Regions from separate parts of the Homo sapiens genome. Here region 2 is linked to region 1. Evidence: chromatin contacts called from ENCODE Hi-C or POLR2A ChIA-PET data. All regions are on one chromosome and are shown on one strand. Each heading gives the region's core, a stretch centred on a gene start or an enhancer-like site at or near the end of the contact. The rest is flanking DNA. Distances are from core to core; before and after follow the strand shown. Region 1 holds the start of IKBKG (inhibitor of nuclear factor kappa B kinase regulatory subunit gamma). Region 2 has its middle 12 kb from the start of CTAG1A.

Region 1 (2,811 bases), core at 64-2,563:
GGGAGTGGTTGATGGGTTAGAAACTGCTGGCTCTGGGCTCCAGCCACTCTCTCCTAGGCAGCCTTCATTCAGGGTGTACATTACAAAATTACTCAAAGCATTGGTGTATTCCGACTACAGCATCAATTCTGGACAACCGAGTAAAATCCTTGTGGGGCATGGAACTGCGTGCCCAGGACCATCTCATTCCCGACTGTAGCGGGAACTCCACAATGACCTGGAGCATGGGAGATGGTGCAGATGCTGGAGTTCAGCTCCAGCCCTCCCCTTGCCAAGCTGGGTGACCCCGGTCGGCAAGTCCCCTTCGCTCTCGGGGTCTCAGGGGCTCAAGAGAGGAGGTGCGGGGTATAAAGGGATTGGTTAAGACCCTCTCGATTCTGCTCGGTTCTCAAGCACAACAAACAGCGTGTATTTTACCGCCGCGCGGCGCAGCGCGGGACAGTACGCTCCTCCGCCTGCGCGGCGCCCGCCCGGCCGGTTACCTGCGCTTCGTCGTCGTCGCCCTCCGCGCTCGCAGCCCCGAAGTGTACGACCGTTTCCGGGGGCTGAGCCCCGCCGGCCCATTTAATCGGCGGGGGCGGGGGCGGGCGCCTGGGCTGAGCGGACCCGCCTCAGGCGAGGCGTGCGGGGCGGGGCCTCGGCCACCACCCCTCGTGCGGGCGGGGCGGGGCGAGGGCAGGTGCGCGCGCATCCCAGGCCAGCCCCTGCCTCTCGGGCACCTGCGCTGGAGGCCGGCCCGCCGGCTGCCTGCCATACCCGCTGCCGCTGCTCTGCATCCCCAATTCCGGCGGGCACGGGTGCAGCTCCGCGTAGTGCTCCCGCATCCCCATCGCCGGCCCGGCCCCGCCCCTACTGTCCGGTTTCCCCGCCTGCCCCGGCGGCCTCGCGCGCTCGCGGAGGGCTCCACTTCCGCCGGCAGCGTGGCCACGCCTCCTCTGGGCTGTCCCTCGGCTCCTGGGCGGGGCCTTCTGCCGCGCCACTCCCCCGGGAACCCTCGCCTGTTCGCGGGTCAAGCCGGCCCTATTGGGCAGTCTCTTCTTGATTCCTCCCCCGGAGAGGGCGGGGCGGCCGAGCGCCCCGAGGCTAGACGCCGCCGTCCGAGAGACGAGGGGGCGTGTAGGCGGTGACGCCCTGCAAAGTGGCCGGCGTGCTTATCATTACCGAGCTTCCGCGGGCCTGCAGAGCCTGGCGGACTCAGACTTCTCTCCGGAGCGGGATGCGGCCCTACCGCGGCCTCACACTTCTCGCCGGCTTCCCGAGTTCTCGGGGGCGGGGCTTGTGTTTTTACTTCCGGATCCCACAGCTATGACACCGGAAGCCGGAAGCGTGGTAGGGAAGGGCGACCGCGAAACTGGGACTTTCTCGGAGCGCCGGGGCCCTACCAGCGTTCACAGTCCGCCGCTCCCACCCTTCTCACGTCTGACGGACTCTGCTGACAGGTGTGGTCCTTTTCCCCAAAGACAGGGTTCCATCCGTGGGCGTTCCGCCGCCTCCGAAACTTCCCCCGGACGTTCAGGCTCCCCCCTCTTTTTTGGGCCCCAGCCCGTTCCTGCTCCGCGCTTCTGGAGCACTGGCCAAGGCGGGCCGATTCAGGACCCAGGTTACTTGGGCGGCGAGCTGGACTGTTTCTACTCCTCCCTCCTCCTCCACTGCGGGGTCTGACCCTACTCCTTGTGTGAGGACTCCTCTAGTTCAGAGACATATTCTGTTCACCAAACTTGACTGCGCTCTATCGAGGTCGTTAAATTCTTCGGAAATGCCTCACATATAGTTTGGCAGCTAGGTATCTGATTTCATATGCCTGTTTGCTCGTTTTGCAAGACAACATCTGCCTATCGTCATACTGTTTCTGTGATCTGAGAATGAATGGGCTCTCCTGGCACATTAGAGGAATAGCACGGAGGTCACTATAGCTGGAGCAGAGTGAGGGAGGGGAGCACAGTTGGAGAGGAAGGGATGGGGAACCCGATGGTACAGGGCCTTGTAGGCCGTTGTAGGGAGATTGGCTTTTACGCAGAAGGCAACGGGGATCCATGGTAGGGTTCTCAGTAGAGGAGGAATGTGATCGGAATTACGTCTTACACTGATCGTTCTAGCAGTGGTGGGGAGAACAGACCATAGTGGGCAAGGGTAAAAGAAGGGTGGCGTGGTAAGAGGTAATTGCAGTAATCCAGCTCAGAGACAGTGCTTTGAGCATTTTATTATTGGAAATTTCAAAAATGTACGAAAGTAGAAAAATGAGTATAGTAAATCTTTTTGGTTTGTTTGTTTTTGAGAGATGGAGTCTCGCTCTGTCGCCCAGGCTGGAGTGCAGTGGCATGATCTCAGCTCACTCTAACCTCCTCCTCCTGGGTTCAAGCGATTCTCCTGCCTCAGCTTCCCAGGTAGCTGGGACTGCAGGCGTGCGCCACTACGCCCAGCTAATTTTTGTATTTTTAGTAGAGACGGGGTTTCACTATATGTTGGCCAGTCTGGTCTTGAACTCCTGACCTCAGGTGATCTGCCTGCCTCAGACTCCCAAAGTGCTGGGATTACAGGTGTGAGCCACTGCGCTCGGCCAGTATAGTAAATCTTACATTCACAGCTACCAACTTCAACAATTGAAGGTATCAACTTCTGACTAATTTTGTTTATATCCCTCGCAATCCTCTCCCATTATTATTTTATTTCTTTTTCTTTCTTTCTTTCTTTTTTTTTTTTTTTTGAGACAGAATCTCGCTCTGTCACCAGGCTGGAGTGCAGTGGTGTGATCTCCACCCACTGCAACTTCCGCCTCCTGGATTCAAGCGATTCTTCTGCCTCAGCCGCTGG
Region 2 (2,704 bases), core at 23-2,522, 49 kb after region 1:
TCCATTTTTGTCGTTTTAAGCCATGCAGTTTGTGTTATTTTGTTCTGATGGCCCTAAATAAATGAATACAGTCTGCAAGTGGATGGTGATCCAGAAACTGCTTCCAGCCTGTAATAAGTACAGAAATTGAGTGTATACGCAGGCAGAGTAAATCTGTTGAATCAGAGTGTCTGTTGACTCTAACAATAAAGTAGATGGGCTTGGACTTGGTATGTCTTTTTCAGTTAATTGTATGATAAATTTTATTGTTTTAACAAAAGTACCAGTCCATGATAGATTGGAACTATGAGAGAGATACAGAGACAGAGAGAGAGAGGAGAGAGAAGAGAGAGAGGAGAGAGAAAAGAGAGAGCAGAGAGAGAGAAGAGAGAGAAGAGAGGAGAGAGAAAAGAGAGAGGAGAGAGAGAGAGGAGAGAGAGAGAGAGAGAGGAGAGGGAGAGAGAGAGAGAGGAGAGACAGAGAGAGAGAGGAGAGAGAGAGAAATTCCTCAGAGATCCTGGTGAGGAGCTGCTGCTGTTTCCTAGTTAGCTGATGAACTGGCTTCCCCTTATAGTTTACATTTCATTTGCTTCATTTGTCATTTCAGCATAACTCTGGGGAGAGGACTTAAAAATCTTTGCCCTCTGGTCACTATTTTACCCAGAAGTTCTAATGCTTATGGTTTTCTTGTATTAAAGTTAAAACATCCTTATGAATTATTCCGATATGGAAGTGATGCAATTTCTACATTCTGAGATGACATCAATGATTGTAACATCATTTTTGTATATTCATAACAGAGAGAGAGAGAGAGAAATAGGATAGCAAAACCAAAACCCGAGGGCAGCATCCACAATAAAACTAAGTGGTGACAAGATATCCACATGAACTCCAAAATCTGGAGTGGCTGAGACCAAATCACCCCTCCCGCACCTGCTCCAAGATCTGCAGAGCCTTAGCATCTGAGGGAAGTGAGTGGGCACCTGGCAGACCCAGAATTCCAATACTTACCTGCCTTCAGGCAATTGCAACTATGGAATTCTTTGTGGTTGCCTCCACTACAAAACAAGGTAATAAAAATCATCTATAAATCTGTAGCTAACCATTTCAAAACACAAATGGACTGTAATGAGTAAGCTCAAGTGAGACAAAAAAATGATCAACCAGATTGCTTCATCATATCTCAACCTGGTACTTGCAGAGGGTTCTATTGAGCAGAGCTTAGTGTTGAGGCTGTGGGTGCAGCTGTGGCTTCCTCATCCCCTCCAGGCAGGGGTGGAGCACCATGGTGAGGGGAGGGGGGCCAGAGTTCACCGTAGAAACCAGAAGTGCTAGTTAAGAAGCCAGAGGAATTCTGAGCCTCCCCCCTCACCGCCTTCCCCTGCAACCAGAATTGCATTCCTGCATATTTAGCACCAGAATTCCTAAGCAATTTACAAGCATTAGCACTGAAGTTGAGAATCTGGGGGAGTAGGGAGGGGCCAATAAATAGCACCTCTTCCCTGCCTGCCAGGGTTCCTAACCAACTGAGAAATTCCACAAACGTGCCAGCAGATGGGGAAGCAGCCTTGGTGGACAGGGCTTGTTAGAAGAGCCAAATGGGCTTGCTAATTCCTCACAAGCCCCCTAGTCTAGACTTAGAGCGGTCCACTGGAGGAAGGTTTTGGGTCTGTAGAACAGGTTCACATCCCCAATATTGCTGCCTGCCACCAAACTGGGCAGGAAGGAAAGGAAAAAGAGGCCAGATCTCCCACAGTGAGAACTTTTGACAAATTAACCACTTGATCCTTCCTCAAGGAGACTGGGGGAGAGAAGAGTTACCGCCCTAACATGCACACCTAATGTTTCCCAAATTTTTGTACCTTGATATGGTTTGGCTGTGTCCCCACCCAGATCTCATCTTGAACTGTAGCTCCCATAATCCCCACGGGTCGGGTCATGGGAGGGACCCAGGGGGAGGTAATGGAATCATGGGGGCGGGTCTTTCCCATGGTGTTCTCACGGTAGTGAATAAGTCTCACGAGATCTGATGGTTTTACAGAGGGCAGTTCCCCTGCACACGCTGTCTTGCCTGCCGCCATGTAAGACATGCCTTTGCTCATCCTTCGCCTTCCGCCATGATTGTGAGGCCTCCCCAGCCACGTGGAACTGTGAGTCCATTGAACCTCTCTTTCTTTATAAACTACCCAGTGTTGGGTATTTCTTCATAGTGAAACAGCCAAGTAGAAAGGGGCCCTGGAGAAGCTCCAACCGGCTAGGGCACTGGGAGAACAGGGTAGCGCCATGGAAGTTTGTGCCATTTCCAGGCGGGAGGAGCCTGGCCCCTCCTGTTCCTGTGCGGTAACCTGGGATTCAACCTGTGAGATGGGGGCCTGTTAACAGGAACCCCTCTGGCTTTGCTGAGAGTCTTTTTCCTTTTTGCCCAATATATTCCATAACCCCTCACCCTTCAAAATGTCTGTGTGCCAAATCTTTCCTGGTCATGTGACAAGAACCCAGTTTTTAGCTGAACTGAGCAGAAAGTCCTACAACAGTAGCAGTATGAAAATGGTCAGATACATACCTCTTAACCCATTGGGCTTAACTAGTAAGTCTATGGTGTACCCACAGCCAAAAGTTTACCCCTTACTCTGTTTCCTCATCCCAAATTATTTCTGGCCATCGTTGCCCAACATATCTCATCAGAGGTTCTGCAACAAGGTCAAATGGCATCTATGAGATATTC

Evidence for each region. A loop is a pair of places that touch in the nucleus more often than their neighbours do. ChIA-PET counts read pairs that join two places held with the same protein, here RNA polymerase II (POLR2A). Pooled maps may share reads with other maps.
Region 2: a loop to region 1 is called in a pooled map, with 4 times the contacts of the local background. The contact joins the enhancer-like site here to the promoter of IKBKG in region 1. A Hi-C loop is called at or near these places in 3 of 50 pooled maps. POLR2A ChIA-PET finds 5 or more read pairs at or near these places in 3 of 52 experiments (GM12878, PC-9 and SK-N-SH).

The regions. Positions count from the first base shown.
Region 1 is chrX:154,546,307-154,549,117 of GRCh38, forward strand. It overlaps IKBKG (inhibitor of nuclear factor kappa B kinase regulatory subunit gamma), which reads left to right and starts at 1,314. Exons shown (of 10, transcript NM_001099857.5): 1 at 1,314-1,439. It overlaps G6PD (glucose-6-phosphate dehydrogenase), which reads right to left and starts at 540. Exons shown (of 13, transcript NM_001360016.2): 1 at 483-540. RefSeq lists enhancers at 1-119, 1,422-1,701 and a silencer at 422-981.
Region 2 is chrX:154,595,344-154,598,047 of GRCh38, forward strand. No RefSeq gene overlaps it. Among named protein-coding and RNA genes, the nearest start is that of CTAG1A, 12 kb to the left of the region's middle. RefSeq lists an enhancer at 1,743-2,330. Within about 2 kb of position 1,273, at least 2 of the 41 ENCODE cell types and tissues checked have a DNase peak (open chromatin) inside an H3K27ac peak, as active enhancers do; they include PC-9, where a contact is called at or near this core.